Linked DNA regions of Mus musculus: region 2 is linked to region 1. The links are chromatin loops, found by intact Hi-C in ENCODE. Cell type or tissue: gastrocnemius. All regions are shown on one strand. Each heading gives the region's core, and the rest is flanking DNA. Links, peaks and the distances in the headings are about the cores only.

Evidence for each region. Hi-C counts contacts between places; a loop is a spot of excess contacts. Peaks named below come from ENCODE experiments on the same cell type or tissue, not always from the same donor. Only the 100,000 strongest peaks of a DNase experiment are listed, where the experiment ranks them.
Region 2: a loop joins it to region 1, with 5 times the contacts of the local background. A loop is called at or near these places in 3 of 42 quality-filtered maps.

What each region holds. Positions count from the first base shown.
Region 1 is chr5:3,142,261-3,151,192 of GRCm38, forward strand. No RefSeq gene overlaps it. Among named protein-coding and RNA genes, the nearest start is that of Gm36548, 120 kb to the right of the region's middle. In gastrocnemius, for the core only: CTCF peaks have their summits at 4,504 (motif pointing right) and 4,703; a DNase peak (open chromatin) is centred at 4,516.
Region 2 is chr5:3,539,614-3,548,545 of GRCm38, forward strand. Fam133b (family with sequence similarity 133, member B) reads left to right here and starts at 4,220. Exons shown (of 11, transcript NM_001042501.1): 1 at 4,220-4,334. The coding sequence starts at 4,311. In gastrocnemius, for the core only: no CTCF peak of the experiment used is centred there; DNase peaks (open chromatin) are centred at 4,181 and 4,478; H3K4me3 peaks cover 1,448 bases; H3K27ac peaks cover 1,265 bases.

The DNA of each region.
Region 1 (8,932 bases), core at 3,139-5,638:
ATAAGATACTGTCACTTATAAATGTGAATTGTGTTTATTTTCCCTGGATTATATTCTAATTTGTTTACAATAAACATATTCCCTTTCTCATAAATATGAGACGTTTGGCTATGATGCTCACTAAAATTACTGAAGTTATTCGGAGTTTTGCAGGCTTCGGAAGCTAAGCCAGCATCTAACACACACATACGGCGTGGGTAACATTCTCACACATTTTAAATACTTGTTCTTATCATTTTTAATTCTGTGTATTTGGGGGATAGGAGGAAGAGCTCACAAGTGCAGATATCTGTGGAGGCCAGAGACATCTGAATCAGGAAGCTAGAGGTAGTTGTGGGCCACCCAGTGTGTGCTGGAAACCTAGCCCAGGTTCTCTGCAAGAGCTACACAAACTACTTACGAAGCCATCTCTCCAGCTTTTCACACCTTTCTGTCCAATGAAATCCCATCTTCTCTTACTCCTATTTCACACAAAGCACATTTTACATTTTGTTGTTTCAGAATAAGTAAAGACTGTGACCACTCTGCTTTCCTTTTATTTATTGTATTATGGCTGTAATGGTAGAGCTGTCACGTGACCCTTCTCGCACAGCCTTTTCCTGCCCGTTTCTAGAATCTGTTGATGCTTTCACTGCTGTTTACAACACACCTGGAAATAGATGTTGATGTGTTTACTCGAGTTTTAGACATACACATGCTTTTTTCCAAGACTTTTTCATTTAGCTAACAAAGACTTTGTGAGTTGAAAATTCAGGTTGTCACGTGGGTTAGTTAACGCTGTGCCTTTGTGGTAACGTCTCTAAGATGTGAAACAGCGGCACTCTATCCAAAGTTGCCACTGGCAAAGCTGCTCTGAGGCTCCCTGTGCGCTCTCGCTGTGTGTCTTCCCGCTAGTCAAAGCACAGCAGGTGCAATTCTCCATTTGCTCTTTGTCTCAGGAATTATATGAAATATAATTTCATATAATTTCCCCAGAAACCATCTAAATATTTGCTGATAGTAAAATGGAAAATAATCCTAATCATATTAATCATTGGGGGAAATTTTATGACATTAAATTGTTCTTGCAGTGGGTCAATCTCTAGTACAAGCTGCAGCATCTGCACAATGATTGGTCCCAGAGACCGATGGGTGCTTTCTCCAGAGCACTTCAAGTCACATGACACATTACATTTTAACAGTGTTCCTTATCATGAGCTCAAATCATTGACAAAACATAGTGAGACTGGTGCTTTCCACCCACCAGTCTTGCAAACAGGAGTTCCTAGGAGCAGCAGAAGTGAAATGGGTCCATGCTCCCCTCTTCATAGCACTGACCACATGGGTGTCCAAATGGCCGCTCACATATACTTCATCCTGACATGTTTCCAAATTTTTAATATCTAATAAATGTTCATGAAAATAACCGCATGGCTTTGCTCAGTTTCATAGTTGTAGGGGATTGGTCTGGTGCTACTTGTACTCAAATGCTAAAGTTTACACCCCAAGATCTGGTGGCCCCCATGAGAAGATTCTCACATCAAGGGATGCTATGTAACCTCTCTCCCCAAGTTAATCGGTCAATAAAAAGCTAAAGCCTGTAATTGGCAGTAGATAGAGGTAGGTGGGTTTTTTCCAGTTACCTGGCTCAGGGCTACAAGTAAAAACAGGAGAGAAAGAAAACAAGAGACTGAAGGAGGAGGGAGCTGCCATGAAAGGAGACTGACCATGAGCACGTGGCCAGGAGAAACAGCAAGGAAAAGGGACATGTGACTGGGATGTAAGCTCCAAAACCTGCCCAATCTAGGCTCACAGCTTGTAAATCAAATGCCCAGACTGTGCATCTTTTATATGAACAAGCTAGAATTTTCAATTCATTTAACACATAGTAGCACCAATAATCCTCCGAACTCAATCCAGGCTAAGACGCTTGAACATTCAGGACTTTGGGTTGCTGCAGAGTGGAGGGGGTTTTAATTTTTTTCATTTATACTTTGTTATAGAACTATAACGAGACTGAGGAACTATTTTCAAGTGTTAAGATATAATTCATTAAGAAGGTGCGAGGGATGTTCAGCAAGTTACCATGCTTGTCAGCATGTCTGACACCAGAGCTGCACACCTAGGATCCACATGCTAGAAAGGGAGAAGCGGCTCCTGAAGGTTCTCTGACCTCCTCGCAGTGTCGTGGCGTGCCCATGGCCACCTGCCACACAAATAAACACACATACAATTATTGTCGTGGCGTGCCCATGGCCTCCTGCCACACAAATAAACACACATACAATTATTGTCGTGGCGTGCCCATGGCCTCCTGCCACACAAATAAACACACATACAATTATTGCTTAAAAGAATTAGGATCAGGGGCTGGTGAGATGGCTCAGTGGGTAAGAGCACCCGACTGCTCTTCCGAAGATCCGGAGTTCAAATCCCAGCAACCCCATGGTGGCTCACAACCATCTGTAACAAGATCTGACTCCCTCTTCTGGAGTGTCTGAAGACAGCTACAGTGTACTTACATATAATAAATAAATAAATCTTAAAAAAAAAAATTAGGATCAAAGTGCAGAAACGTGAGTCTAAGGGGGAAAGGGGAGAATGTAATATTTCAGACTCCCCTGAAGGTGTGTCTTCATGTTTCTTCCTGTTAGTGGGAGCCCTCATCACCCTGCCTTGATATTTGAGTGATTGCATCTTAAAATGATAGTATTTATAAGAGAAAAGGGACATAACTTGCCACTTCAAATTCAAACTGAAACTTTGAGATATTATAATTGTCAGTGTTTGTGCATGCCCTATCTTCCAAGTGTGGGAAGCGGTTTCCGCTGTGCCTGCGTGGCCTAATTGGTAAACAAGCAATGTGCGCATGTGTGAGAGTGTTTTCGTGCCAAGTCACGGCCCATCCCGGGGCATGGTGATGAGGCTCTGGGAGAGCAGCCAATCAGGTGTGGACACGCCACACTAAGGTGTATATAAGCAGCGCCTTTTTGGTGCTTGGGGTCTTCCTCTTCATGTTGAAACTGGTGTAATAAAGTTGCTGCAGAAGGATCCGGTTTCTCACGCGTGTGTTCTTGCTGGCGAGACAATAGTGCGTGTGAGATCCAAGATGATGTTAGGGAAGATCAATGAAAATTTCTTGGGAAGTTCTCACATGAGAGTACACCAAGGAATGGATGAGTGGTGTCCAGCCTCTCTTGAAGTAAGAAATAAGTATCTCTTGACAAGAGAATGAGTAGACTTCACATACTCAAAAGTCATAATATGTGGACCTGCCTGAAGAAATGGCTCAGCAGTTAAGAATGTTTGCTGTTCATCCAGAGGACCTGAGTTCAGTTCCCAGCACCCACATGACTGGCTCACAACTAAGTCCAGCTCTGAGGAGCCTGACACCCTCCTCTGAACTCCATGTTACAAGTGCTCACATGTGGCAAATGCACACAGGGACACATAAATAAAAACAAGTTCTTTAAAATACACACACACACACACACACACACACACACACACACGAGTGGAATACTATGTGGAACTAAGAATGATCCACCTGAGGTGCATAAGACAACAGGAACGTCAAACCCAACGGTAACACAACGCTAAATATTCTGTTTGCTAAATACCAAAGAGGAAGCAACAAAACTATTGAGATATAGTTTCTGACAAGAGAATGCAGGATAGTTTTTAAAGCAGGCATGGGCTTACCATTGCATCCGTGATGATGACTGATTCCCAGTTCCCAGGGGGAAGAGACACAGTGGATGCCAAGGGCTCCCTGGCCAGCCAGTCTAGTCAAAATGGCAAGCTTCAGCTCCTACAGAGAGATCCCGTGTCAAAAGCAAAACTGGGAGTAATGGAGGGAGCCCAACATGGACTCTACTTCACTTGTGTGTGCACCCACGTGCAAGTTAGATAGAAACAGAGAGACAGAGGCCAGACAAATTCCTTCCTGAAACAATCGATAGTAGGGAAATTGGTAGTGGATAAACAAGGCCTGAAGGCAGGGGCGATCACTTTAAATACAGGGGCAAAAATGTCGGTGCAATAAGAAGAGATGAATCAAAGTTAGAGAGGACAAGTCTATATCATCTGGATCAGAAGAAAATGATGTCAGGAATAAACGTAGCTTATGAAAAAGTGGAGCAACCCAATTAATACTTAAACTTGCTGTGTAAGATGAAAATTTAAACAAACACACAAGTAGAAAAAAGAAAGATAGTATGTTCATCAAGTGCTCACAGAACTGTGACAAAAATGTACCACACGTTTACTTCCAAAGGAAGTTTCAATAAGCTCTCAAGCGATTTACCACTCCGATCACATTCTGTCACCAAGATGAAATTCAATTAGGAAACAAAAAGTGAAAGGTCTTAAACACCAGCATCTGTTTGCTAGTCTCTCATTGGCTCTCGTTGGTAACCTCTGATTGACTTTTAAAGCAGGAAGAGTGAACTGACTCTCAACCCTTCCTGGGCAACTTAACCATTCACAGAACTTGAGGGTGAGAGCTGAGTGAGGTTCAGGGCTGCCGCAAATGGTGGCGGTGACCCAAAGTGGTCACTAGATGGCAGTAATACTTGATATTTTTCTTCATTTGTCAGCATCATAGTGTCAATCTTCAGTAAGCACTGCAAAGACTTGCTTTTCAAATTCAGTTTGGGGTCCTTCAGGGTTTCTCTCAAATAGCTGCTAATGAGAAAATAATATTATTTATAGACAATAATTTATTGTTCCATAAACATATTTCTTGTTATTTCTTTAGTTTGCTAAAGCACTTTTGGGTCCTTTAAGAGATAAGAACAAGGGCTGGTGAGATGGCTCAGTGGGTAAGAGCACCCGACTGCTCTTCCGAAGGTCCGAAGTTCAAATCCCAGCAACCACATGGTGGCTCACAACCATCCGTAACGAGATCTGACGCCCTCTTCTGGAGTGTCTGAAGACAGCTACAGTGTACTTACATATAATAAATAAATAAATCTTTAAAAAAAAAAAAAAAAGAGATAAGAACAAGACATTTGCTGTCTGCTAAATTGTTACGGAAAAGAATTGAAGTATTCTAAGTTGTCTCTAATTTGAAATTTGAGTGGGTAATAAGCTGTCTCCTCTTAACAACACGAGCATATACATTCATGGGGAGAGTCTTGAAAAAGAAAGAAAGAGAGAGAGAGAGGCAGGGAGGGAGGGAGGGAGAGAGAGAGAGAGAGAGAGAGAGAGAGAGAGAGAGAGAGAGAGAGAGAAGGAAAGATTGAAAAATAGGAAGCGACTCTAATTTTAAAGATTCTATGGGAGGAAACCATCAGTCAGGAAGTTGCTCCTATTCCAAATCCCGCTGGTGAAGCATAATCCCATTTCCTTTAGGACAGGCTTGCAGTGAGGATGAAGGCCATCTGCAGATATGGACTGTACCACGCTAGCATCCTGGGGTGTGCATCTGAGACTCCCAGTCAGAGAGGAGCAAGCAATCTCAGGTAAACCAATAGTTCCAGAGCTGTCAGAGAAAGAAGCTCTCATTAAAGGCCTGATGCACAGAGATGTGAGAGTGTGCACATGCCTGGGCTTATGTGCATGTGTGCACGTGCCTGTGAGTGTCCAACTAAGGAAAACAATCCATTAATCCTAAAAAGAACAAGGGGCATACATAGCAGGGTTTGGGATAAGGGAAGGGAAAATGGAATAATTATAATCTCAAAAACTGATACATATATTTTTTCAAGATATCCATCCAAATTATGTTTTATTATAATACAATTAAAAACTGATTTACCAATCTTCACATGGAACTGCAGAGGAAGCTGAAAAACAAAGCCTACTTTTTTTTTTACTAGATATTTTCTTTATTTATATTTCAAATGTTGTCCCCTTTCCTAGTCTCCCCTCTGAAAATTCCCTATCCCCTCCTCCCTCCCCCTGCTCCCCAACCCACCCACTCCCGCCTCCTGGCCCTGGCATCCCCTATACTGGGGCATAGAACCTTCCCAAGACCAAGGGCCTCTCCTCCCATTGATGGCCGACTAGGCCATCCTCTGCTACTTATGCAGCTAGAGACACAAGTCCCACCATGTGTTTTCTTTGATTGGTGGCTTAGTCCCAGAGAGTCCTGGGGGTACTGGTTAGTTCATATTGTTGTTCCTCCTATCGGGCTGCAAACCCCTTCAGCTCCTTGGGTGCTTTCTCTAGCTCCTTCATTGAGGACCCTGTGCTCTGTCCAGTGGATGACTGTGTGCATCCACTTCTGTATTTGTCAGGCACTGGCAGAGCTTCTCAGGAGACAGCTATATCAGGCTCCTGTCAGCAAAAACTTGTTGGTATCTGCAATAGTGTGTGGGTTTGGTGGTTGTTTATGGGATGGATCCCCAGGTGGAACAGTGTCTGGATGGTCATTTTGCATCAAATTCACAAGTTTTGGGGGTCCGTTGACTAGTGACCTATGGTTGCCGTATTTCTTTCCATACTCACAGGGCAAAGACCGGAAGGCCAGGCTCTGACCTTCTTAACACTCATTCATAATAATCCTGTTCATTTAAAGCTTAACTACTTGTGAACATTTACAATGGTACAATCTACATTATTTCCTTTTTTTTTTATATTTCAGCACTTTCCTTAGCCCCATTCCAAGCACTGATAATTTATAATTCTTTTAAAATGCATACTGTCATTTTTTCTTGATTTCTTTTAGTTATATACATTCCTGATCATATGATTATTTATTTTCTTTACAAAAATATATCATCAAAATAAAGAGATGTTTGAGGTTGCTTCAGTGTTCAAGTCTGTTTGTTTTCTTTCTTTTTTCCAGTTTTAATTCAGTTGTCCTAAAGATGAGTATGCTTTATATACATATACACATACATATATATACATATATATGAATAGATCCAACCTTGAAGTTCAAAGATAGAATCTTGAAGAAAAGAGAGTACTGAAAAGAGTTAACAGGGGATGTTCTGGAATCTACTACTCTGTCTTTAAAAATGAATATTAACAAACATTAAGGGAGGCAGGGTGCTGAAGTAAGGGCCTGGACCAGGCAGTTCCTTGTACCCAGGACTACAGTGTACTTTCAAGATTAGGATTGCGATTGTGCCGGCCTTGCCTGCTGGCCCCTCCCTCCTCTCTCTTCTCTACCATGAAGTCCAGAATCATCTGATTAGTCTTTGTATACTGATATGGGGTGAGGTAGGAACCAAGGCTCATAGGTATTTTTCTTTGTAAGGATGCCTATGTGTACATAGGAGGCAAGAGGTCTGCCTCAAGTGTTGTTCCTCAGGTGCCAGCCACATTGCTTTGTTTGTTTGTTTGTTTGTTTGTTTGTTTGTTTTGTTACTTCAGAGGGCATCTTTTACTGTTCTTTGATAGCTGATTAGGCTAGGCTGGCTGGCAAGTAAACCACAGGGATGTGCTTGTCTCTGCCTTCCAACACTGGGATTACAGGCTCATTGTTCCATCCCTCACATCCTTAGATGGGTTCTGGGAATCAAACTCAAGTTCTCATGCTGACCCAACAAGTACTTTACCAACTAAGCCAGCCGGGATGGTGTGGTTTACTGTCTACATGATAAATAATCCCTAAAAACCTTCCATGTCATTTATGAAAATGAGAGAAAAACATTTTCTTTCATTTTGGTGAGGACTGAACTAATCAAATGAAGAATTCAGTGGTATGGGGAGCTAGAGGTGTTTACTCTGTAGGCTGTGGTTAGGAGACGCCTGGCTGGAGTGGTCCATACCTTAGAGTTCTGGGTGAACGCCATACCACACAGGAAACAACTGTAGCCTGCCCTGGGAGTGAGGTAGAGAGTTAACATATTCAGTGTGCATTGTAAGGCTTCATCAGCACGCCTTCTGCGGGGCCTGACCTCTCTGCTGGGCCACTGACCTTTATAACTGCACAGTCATGGCCACCGCCTGACAGGCATGAAAAGAAGACAGACAATGGCCAAGAAGAAGACACCCACAGGGGAAGAAAATGTACTCATTCAAGGGATTTACTGCTCAGGGATGTCATGTCTCATGTCCAACTCCAGGATGCATTTGGTGGTGTTTAAGCCATGCATGTGCAACTGAATAAATAAAGTTTTAAATCGACTTTTAAAAGCTTTGGCTCAGTGAAGTAGATTAGAATGTCATGAGACCGATTGCCAAGGCAGTACAGACTCTGGAGATAACAGCATCATACAGTGGTCTGCAGTCGGGGGAGAAATGAACCTGGGTCCTGGGTTCCTCCCAAATTGGTTGGGTATCCTTTGGCCTCTCAAAAGAGACACCTACCTCAAAGTGCCTAACAACTTGCTTTTTGGGGTTGTTTGTTTGTTTGTTTGTTTTGGGGGAAGGGAGGGACGTCTCCAGATGAACAGTGGCTGAAGGAAGGTAATAACGTTTTAATGGTTGCCAAACCCAGTACGGTTATGGATGTTAAGTCAGCAGAAGAATAATCATAGGTTGTGTTTTAAGGCCAACAAAAACTTATTTCTAGTATTGATTACTGGAAAGTCATCTTTCCCACTAGGTCCTTCTGAGCAGCATGCACATGCTTCTTAAATCACAAGTATGTTCCCAACGTTGACAGTAGCTTCTGCTTCCGAATGTAGTAGTGATAATTAGGCAATTTCATAACAGCCAAGAACTTTAATCCTCCACAGGATGCCATCCGTGTTCAATTTAATGAGAATGTAATTGACCTTCCCTGCTACAAACTAAGCATCCCCCCTGGGCCGGGCTTGTTCATAGATTAAGATGACAGTGCAGGCCATCATCTGGAACATCAGACAATACTTTCTTGTGAGTCCTTAGGCCTGCATAATTGAAATAACAGCTGTTGGGACTGCATGGGAAGCACTGGGGAACACTGAACATGCTAACATAGTTAGCCTCAAATCAAAGGTCAGGAGATTTTAGTTTGTCACATAAAACAAAACAAAACAAGCAAACAAAAGAAAAAAAACACCATTCATGTAGC
Region 2 (8,932 bases), core at 2,833-5,332, 400 kb after region 1:
TTATTTAGATTACACTTCCCCAACATAGTTTACCATTAAAGGAAATCAAGGCAGGAACTCAGACAGGGCAGAGACGTGGAGGCAGGAGCTGATGGAGAGGCCACGGAGGAATTCTGCTTACTGGCTTGCTCCTCATGGCTTGCTCAGCCTGCTTTCTTACAAAACCCAGGACCACCAGCCCAGGGATAACCCCATGCATGATGAGCTGGGCCTCCCCTATCAATGACTAATTTAAAAATTACCCTACAGGCTTTCTCAATCGAGCCTCCCTCCTCTCTGATAACTATACTTGTGTTGAGTCTACATAAAACTACAGACCACATGAACAAATAAGTTTTCTTTTTACTGATGTGTGTGTGTGTGTGTGTGTGTGTGTGTGTGACAGAGTGACGTTCATCTGTGCATTCACATGTATGTGGGTGCGTGCACATTTGTGGGTAGGTACATGTGAGGCAGGGTCTCTCACTTGATCCCAAAGCTCACCAATTCAGCTAGTCTAGCTATCCAACTTGCTTAGGAGAACATATCTCCACCTCCAGAGCTTGCTGGTGGACCACTATTCCTGCGTGACATTGGGTGTGTGCTGAGGATTTGAACTCCAGTCCTCATCCTTGCCCAGCAAGCCTTTACCAACTGAGCCACCCAGCCAGCCTTACACATTGTTTTATTTACTCCATGCTGTCATGGGCTATATATGTTTTATAGTTTCTTTTTCTCCAGTAATACGTAATGGCCATTTCCCCATATCAAGACACACAGCTCTATCTCACTTTTAAAGCTCATGCATGTTTGTCACTGCATGGGAGTACTATACTTTAACTGTTTCCTTTGTCATAAATATTAAACTTGATGCCTTCCAACAAAAGAACAATTGTTGCAGGGGCTATTATCATCAAATATAATGTGTCACTCTTATCCCTGAAGGCTAAGAATACATACATCCAAACAACAGACATTTGAGTTTGTAGATTAAGTGTCTACATCTGTTTCCATTCAAATTCTCAAGCACCCATACAACAAATAACTCAGCAGTATGGGACGATCATCTAGTATACTTCCCAAGTTATAATTAGTGAATGCCACTCATTTGGAACATCTCTACCCAAGAGAGTTATTGATACAGTTATTACTGTTATTTACAGTTTTGCTCTTTTGAAGTTATGCATCTACTCCTATTCAAAACACATCTGTACAATAAAACAAGCCGCCTTTTGCCTCCAGCCTCATGTGCCCTTTCAGCACTATCACCCCGTGCTGTCATACTTGGCCCTGTCTATCTCCTTTAAGCCAAGCTCTTCCCTCTTCCCTCTCAGCTCTTCAGTAGGAAGTCTGCCCAGGGTCACAGTCTCCCTGAAATGCAAGGTTTTCACTCCTCCCTTTCCCCCATAGCGACAGCGGGAGGAGACATGTAAGGGAGACAGTAAGGGAGACATGTATTTTCACGTTTGACACACTTGTGTACAAATGCTCAGCAGCTCTGCTTTGTCACCGTGAGACACTAAGCAAAAAACTTGGCTCTCCCTGCCCTCCATTCTTCTCATCTAAAAGATGAAATGCAATCTCTTGATTATGCCTTAGGCATTTGAGACAGCGTGAAATTCACTGCTAGAAGGAAGTGTGTTGCTTAGCTGATCACATGTGCAGGTGGTGTCTAAAGGCATCTCTTTAGTCTTCCCACAGAGTCACTGTGAATTTTGTTCTGGAAAGACTTGGATTGATGTAGGTTTTATGACGTCCTTTCTCACCATCTCCCCTGTGTCCTGGCTAGTTTTCCTCTTTCTCTGTTCTCCACTGAGACACCTGCTCTAGGACTGGGTCACTTGATGGCTAAAGATAGCCAGAGGAAACACAAATCTTCCTGTTGAATTGTGTCAAGCAAGCCAAAGATGAGGAAAGTAAAAGCAAGGAGAAGCTAAAGGGAAAACTCCCCATCTTCTCTGGCATCTCCAGTTGGGCTTCTGGAAACACTGGCTGACAACTGTCAGCATCGTCAGTGAGCCACAAAGAAAGAATAGGCTACTGCTCACAGACTCTCTGCATTGGGTACAAAGCAAAAGTAGTTAATCATCACCTTTAGTTGAAAGTAAGGGATAAGGAAGGAGAAACAGAAATAAAACCTTGAGGCCAAGTCCATGGTGGGCAGTGAAGCTGGTTCCCCAAGAACAATCAGCACTGAGTGGTACTAGAAGAACCACCATGGGTTATATTCAACACAGTTCGAGAACTGTCTTAGGGATTTACTGCTGTGAACAGACATCATGACCAAGGCAATTCTTATAAAGAACAACGTTTAATTGGGGTTGTCCATTATCATCATGGCAGGAAGCATGGTGACATACAGGCAGACATGGTGCTAGAGAAGCAACTGGGAGTTCTACATGTTGATCCACAGGCAGCAGAAGGAGAATTGTGTCACTGGCCATAGTGGAGTCGGAGACATCAAAGCCTGCCTCCATCGAGACACTTTCTCCAACAAGACCACACCCACTCCAGCGAGGCCACACCTTCTAATAGCACCACTCCCTATGGGCCTATGGAGACCAATTACATCCAAACTAATACAGGACCGTTTTAAGAAAGAAAGTGGAGATTGGAATATCTGTTGCAACAATAGAGGGTGAGAAAGGAGAGAGTCTCTGTCAGCGAGAAGAAGATTTTCTTTGAGGTACTGGATTCCATGCAGGGCCTCGCACATGCTAGGTAAATGCTGTATCACTGTCACTGGTGTTACTCGTAAACTTTTATTTCCCTAAATTAAATGTCATCTCTGAGGCTTACTGCCTCAGTCTGCTAACCTAGGCCTGGTCCTGGAAGCCTCTGTGCAATCTAATATAGGCCTAGAATGTTTTACAGGCTCTGATAAGTTACTGCTGAAAATATTCACCCTCTCTTGTTCTTTCTGAACTCTGACTGGCTGGTTCAATTCAGCTGTTCTGGCTCAAATTCCTCTCCAAGCTGACTGGTTCTAACTGGCTTCTCTCACTTTCTGACTGAATTGCTCTGATTGGCCCCGAGTTAACTCTGGCAACCTGTTCTAATCTTCTGGCTCCTTCTCACTCTCTGACTCATTCTGTCTTCACCCGTGTCTAGCTTGTTCTCTTTTCAACCCATCTCAGTAAAACTGCCTCTCTCCTCGCTTTCTCTCTGCACTGCTCTCCTAAGTGGCTTCACTGCCTCTCTCCTGACAGTTGGGCATATTCTATATAGTCTATTTTGTCAGGTTGTTCTCTGATTCATCACTTTGTCTGCCACTCAATTACACATAACTTTCAAATATGGGTGCTTCCTTCTACAAACTAACTTTACCTTCACTGTTTGGGATTAAAACTGTGTTCTAAGTGCTGAGTCATACCACAACTAGAAACAACTGTTTTTTAGTAAATAATACAATCTCAGGTTTCACAGTGTGATCACATATCCTGCAGCATATACCAGCCTTTTTCCCTTTGAATTTTACTTTACACAATGTCTAAGTTACCCAGATCAGACTTGGACTTACTTTGTTGCTCAAAATAGCCTCAAACTCATGATGTCTACCCACCCACCCCTCACCTCATATCCATGAGGTCTGGGGAAAGGCTAAAGGATTTTCTTCAGTATAATGAAAGTCCCATATTTCCATTTTCTAAAATTTCAGAAAGGATTCTGATCGATTTTATTCCTGATGCATTCATGTTGACATGAATCCATAAGTCACTTTTTCTAAGCCTGTGAATAGTCAGAGAATATGGTGTATTAATTAGTCTCTAGAGTCTAGACCACTTCTGAAGTTTAAGTCCAATCCAGATAATCCCATAGCACCAAAGCAGTAAAGTCTAACCTGTGTGTGTTTATCTCCCCCTATGAGTTAATAAACACACCCCTTAAAGATAAGGATTATGTCTTAACTATATTTGACTGGTCCCAGACTCATTTTTTTAAGTTTTATGACAATTTTTTCCATTAGACTTACTTTATGTGTTTGCCTACAGGTGTGCAGTGCGTGTGCCTGGTACCCACAAAGGTCAGAAGAGGGCATTGGATACCCAGGAACTGAGTTACCGATTTGACTACAGAGTGGGTCCTGCTCAGGAATGGTTAAGTGGGTCACAGGAATCCTGCTGCAGCTCCTGGGAACCGCAGGCGGTCGCTAGCGCCGGGCTGTCCTCCGCACCACCAGGGGGCGCCGTGGCGCATACGGTCTCCCCGGATTGGCGGGGCGCCGCTCTCTGGGCGGGGCATAGAGGTGGTAAGAGGACTCGCGGCGGGCCGCTTCGGCTTCTTCTCGGGCCTGCTCCCTCGGCGGCTTCCCGCGCCTTCAGCCGGCCACCATGGGGAAACGGGATAATCGCGTGGTGAGTATTCGGCGGGGAAAACGGAGCAGTGAGGCGGGGCCGGGCGGCAGGCGAACGAGCGGAAGCCGTCGCCCGTCGCGGCGGGGCTGGCGGCCGCGTCGCACTTGGGGCCCCGAGACCCCGCGCCGTGCGATGCGCGTGCGCCTTGCCGGTCCTCAGCGTCCTGCTCGGCCGACCCTGGGGCCTGTCGCCCCGCAGCGGTAAGGGCTGTGAGCCGGAGCCGCCGGTGCCGAGAGGCCCAGACCCAGCGCAGCGGGACCACGGGGATGGGGGTGGGGGACAGGGATGAGGGCTTTGGGGTACTCTAGACTCCAGTGCCCTCGGAAGTTAGTGACTTCTGAACCCAAGTTTCTACCTGTGGGAATGGGAGTCCTCCTTAGTCACCGCTTGACCACAAAGGCAACTGCCCAAGCGAACGCGAGTGGGTACCTAAAGAGCTGCCCGGGAAATGACAGTGTTCCCCGCTCTGTCTTAAAAACAACAACAACAACAAAACAAAAAACAACAACAACAACAACAAAAAACGTCCGTTTTAGTTTCTTGTGGTTCTGTCGTGGAAGCTCGGTGGCCACTAACCTTGCTCGCACTGTGCAGGAATGTACTTTCCTCCTGGCTTCAGGACGAGACCGTAGAATGAATGGAGTTGAGATGAATAGAATAGAATAGACCAGTTGAAATGGTCTATGTGTGTGGGCATCCAGAGTTCGACATAGTGCTTGGACTATTAATGTCCTCAGACACATCTCACCTGATTCCTGGAGATTTTTCTGTTTTGTTTTGTTGTTATTAATGATGCTATCGTTGTTTTAAAGATTATAGGCTTGCTTACAGACATTATTACAGTTTCTTACTGAAATCCAGACTTTCATTTTACTGGAAATTTTTATTTACACATTCCTTAAGGCATTTTCAAAACCTATGAAATTAGTCTCGTTTACTGGAGGGTGTTGACAGCTCTGTACTGTTCTGTTCTGTTGTCATCGCACAATATGTTCTAGTAGCATTTTGTTTGCACTTAAAAGATTCTAAGACTGAAAACATTACATCAAAAGGTGGGAGGTGTTGGAGATGTAATGGAGAACTAATACTTAGGGCAGGGTAAGGATGCTTAAACTGTGACCAGAACTTGTATCATTTGCTACTTGGTTCAGTCCTCATGGATCTTGATATCTCCCCCAGCCCCCCACACCACCACCAGCCCCAAAGTCTCACTTTTTAACAGGACTTTTAAACCACAGCTATCCTATACATCCTGGTCCCACACATAGACAGCTTCTCCATCATCAACATCCCCCACCGTAGAGATACAGGTGAACGTGCAGTTATCTTTCAGGAATCACATAATCCTATGATACTGTGCATAGTGTGTCTTTAGACACGTTACTAATGACATCAGCCACTATGATGCATTGCCACCACTTTGAAAGACTTTGCTTCAGTCACACCTGCTCCTCAATCCACCACAATCACTGTTCTCTTTACTAGCTCCATAGTTTTCCAGGACTAGAGTTTGAGTGTCTGCCTCTGAAAATACTACCTGTTCTGACGTTTGTTGTTGTTCTCCAGAAATTGAGAGGCAATCCAGTTCTTTTTCTTACATTGGTGATGCCCTCATGGTTTTAAAGATTATAGGATTGGGGATTAAAAAACACAAAACAAAACAAAAGCAAAGCAACCAATCCTTTAGAGGACTGGGGTAATGCTTGGAGAGTAGGAGCACAGGCCACTGTCCATCCATCCGTCCATTCGTCCATCCTTCCGTTCTTCCTTCCTATTAATATTTGCTTGCTTGCTTGTTTTGAGATGGTCTCTGTGTTTGTCCCTGACTGACCTGACTAGGCTGGCCTGTGCCTGCTCTGCCTGTGGAATATTGGGATTAAAAGCAAGAGCCAGAGGCCTAGTCTGTGCTGCTCTTGCAGAGGGCTGAAGTTGCGTTCCCAGTACCTACATCAGCCCACTATAATGCCAGCTCCAGGAGATCCAGAGCCCTCTTGTGATATCTGTGACCGCTACACACAGGGACACAAAGATAGATGCAAATTAAAAACAAACAGAAACCCCTTTAGATCTCGTGTTGAACAGTTGTTTTGGCTTTATTCATATTTATTGATTTTGTGTGTCTGTGTGCACACCTACCACGGTAAGCTTATGAAGGCCAGCAAGCAACTTGCAAGAATTTTTCCTTTACCATGTAGATTACCAGGATCAAACTCAGGTCCTCAGACTTGGGTATAAAAATGTTTTGGTGAGTTGAGCCCTCTCTCTCTCTCCTGAACTGTAATTTTTATTTTGTTCTGTTGTGGAGTTTGTTTGTTTGTTTTGGAAGTTGTACTTACAGCCTTTGAAGCTACTGAGAACTGAACTTGAGTCCTTTACAAGTGTGCACTTTAACCTATGAGCCATCTCTCCAGCCCTTCTTAGAGAAGCTTTGGGTTCACAGAACACTTGAAGGGACAGAGAGTTCTGTGCATGTGTGAAAGCTTGCCTGCCTGCACTCCCACGCATGGGTAGCCTCCTGTTACCAGTATCTGGCAAGACCAAAGTACTTTTGTTACAGTCCTGCATTGGTATCTGTAAAGGGCTGAAGCTCAAAGTGCCTTAGTTCCTGTTGTTTTCTGGATGCTTGCTTCATATTCTTTTTGATAACCTGTGGATACATTCTTTAGGTAAAAGTAGAGCAATGACTCAGAGTCTGCCCATCCCTTTAGCATCAAACTGCAGTGCTCTCTTGGTGTCTCCACATGTGTGTATTCCCTTGAGTTACAATATCAAATCATTTTCTTTTACTTGAACTTATACAGTAGTTTGGAGCCACAGACATTTATAGTCATATGTAATATGAATATGTGACTTACAAAAAGTATTTGTTTTTGTAATTTTTATTACACTTTAATTTTTTGTATGTGTATGTGTGGGGTTGTGTGTGCCAGGAGACAACTTTCCAGAGTCAGTACTCTCTGTCCACCATGTGGGTCCCAGAGAACAAACAGAGCTTTCAGGCTTGGAAGCCCATGCTTTTACTTACTGAGGCATCTCCAGTCAAGGCTGCGGTATTTAAAATGACCAAGTTGGGTGAGTGCAATGGCCTAGTGATCAAGAGCACTGGCTGCTCTTCCATAGGACACAGATTTGCCCCCAGCACCCACATGGCATCTCACAACCTCTCAGTAACTGTTCTAAGGCATTTTTAGCCCTCTTCTGATTGCCATTGGCACTGGGCACCAGAGGCCAAAAGAGGATGTAAGATTCCCTGGGCTAGGGTTTATAGCCAGTTAAGAGCTGCCATGAGGACCAAGATCCTCTGCAAGAGAAGCAAATGCTCTTCCCTGCTAAGCCATCTATCTCCCCAGCCGTTAGTAAGTAGTGGATTACTTCACTTACTTAATCTTCAGCATATAAAATGGTGAAGGGGGTGGCCTGGAGAGATGGCTCACCAGTTTACTCATCCTACTCCTGAAGAGGACCTGAACATGGTTCCTAGCACTGACATCAAATGGTCTGTAACCGTCTCTAACTCTAGCTCCCAAGAGGTGCAACACTGACTTGTCATCTGTCCTCTACTGGCTTCTGCACTCTAGTGCACACACTCACGCATATACACATAGTCAAAAATAAAATAGTTGAGGGGATAGCTCCTCATTTGGTGTTACATGTATTCCTATTTTGTTATTTATTTACTATGAGGCTTATTGTTTTGTTTATTTTTTTTTTTTTTTTTTTGCAACTGAGTTTCCTTTTCACTTTAGAACCTTGGAAATCTTTCCAAATCACAAAAAACTAAAAGTCTACTTTTCACTGACTACATAGTATTTCACTTAGGAGGCCCATACACTTCAGTATATTTCATGAATCCCAATTTGATGATGGCCTAGGTGTTTTCGTTTTTTGCTCTTGTGGTAATTTAGTTGGGATGGCCTTTTTCTATAGTTTCACTCTTTGGAAATAATTTACAGTTTTAAACTTAAAATGTTTACCATTAGGGTACTTCTAAAGTAACTGCAGTTAAGAGTATTTGGTACTCTCTCAGAGAACCTGGGTTTGGTTCCCAGCACTCATAACTCACAAACAGTTGGAACTCCGGTTCCAAGGGTTTGATGCTCCTTTCTGGCTTCAAAGACACATACACCTAAATTAACAAAATAATGTCATATATATTTACCATACTGTTGTACAAGTGGTGGATGTAGTTTGTGTGATGTGAATCAGCAGCTTTGTTAGTCAGTTGACAATTCTGTTAATTGAGAGTATATGTTTTTATAAAAACAAGATAACAAAAGTTCTGGGATTGGGAGATGAGTTAGGAAAGTGCTTGCCATGCAAGCCTGAGGACTTATTCCACAGAACCCAGGTAAAAACCAGGTAAAGCGGTGTGCATCTTTAATCTCAGCGTGGGGTTGTGGGTAGAGACAGGAGGATCTCAGCCTCGCTAGCCAGCCAGTGCAGTTAAATTCATGAGTTCCAGGTTCAGTGAGAAACCCAATCTCAAAAATAAGGTGGAGAGCACGTGAGGAAGGCACCCCATGTCAGCCTGTGGTTATAAACACATACACAGTGTCTCTGTATCTTCATTGCATTGGATACCCATATCTTGTCTTAAT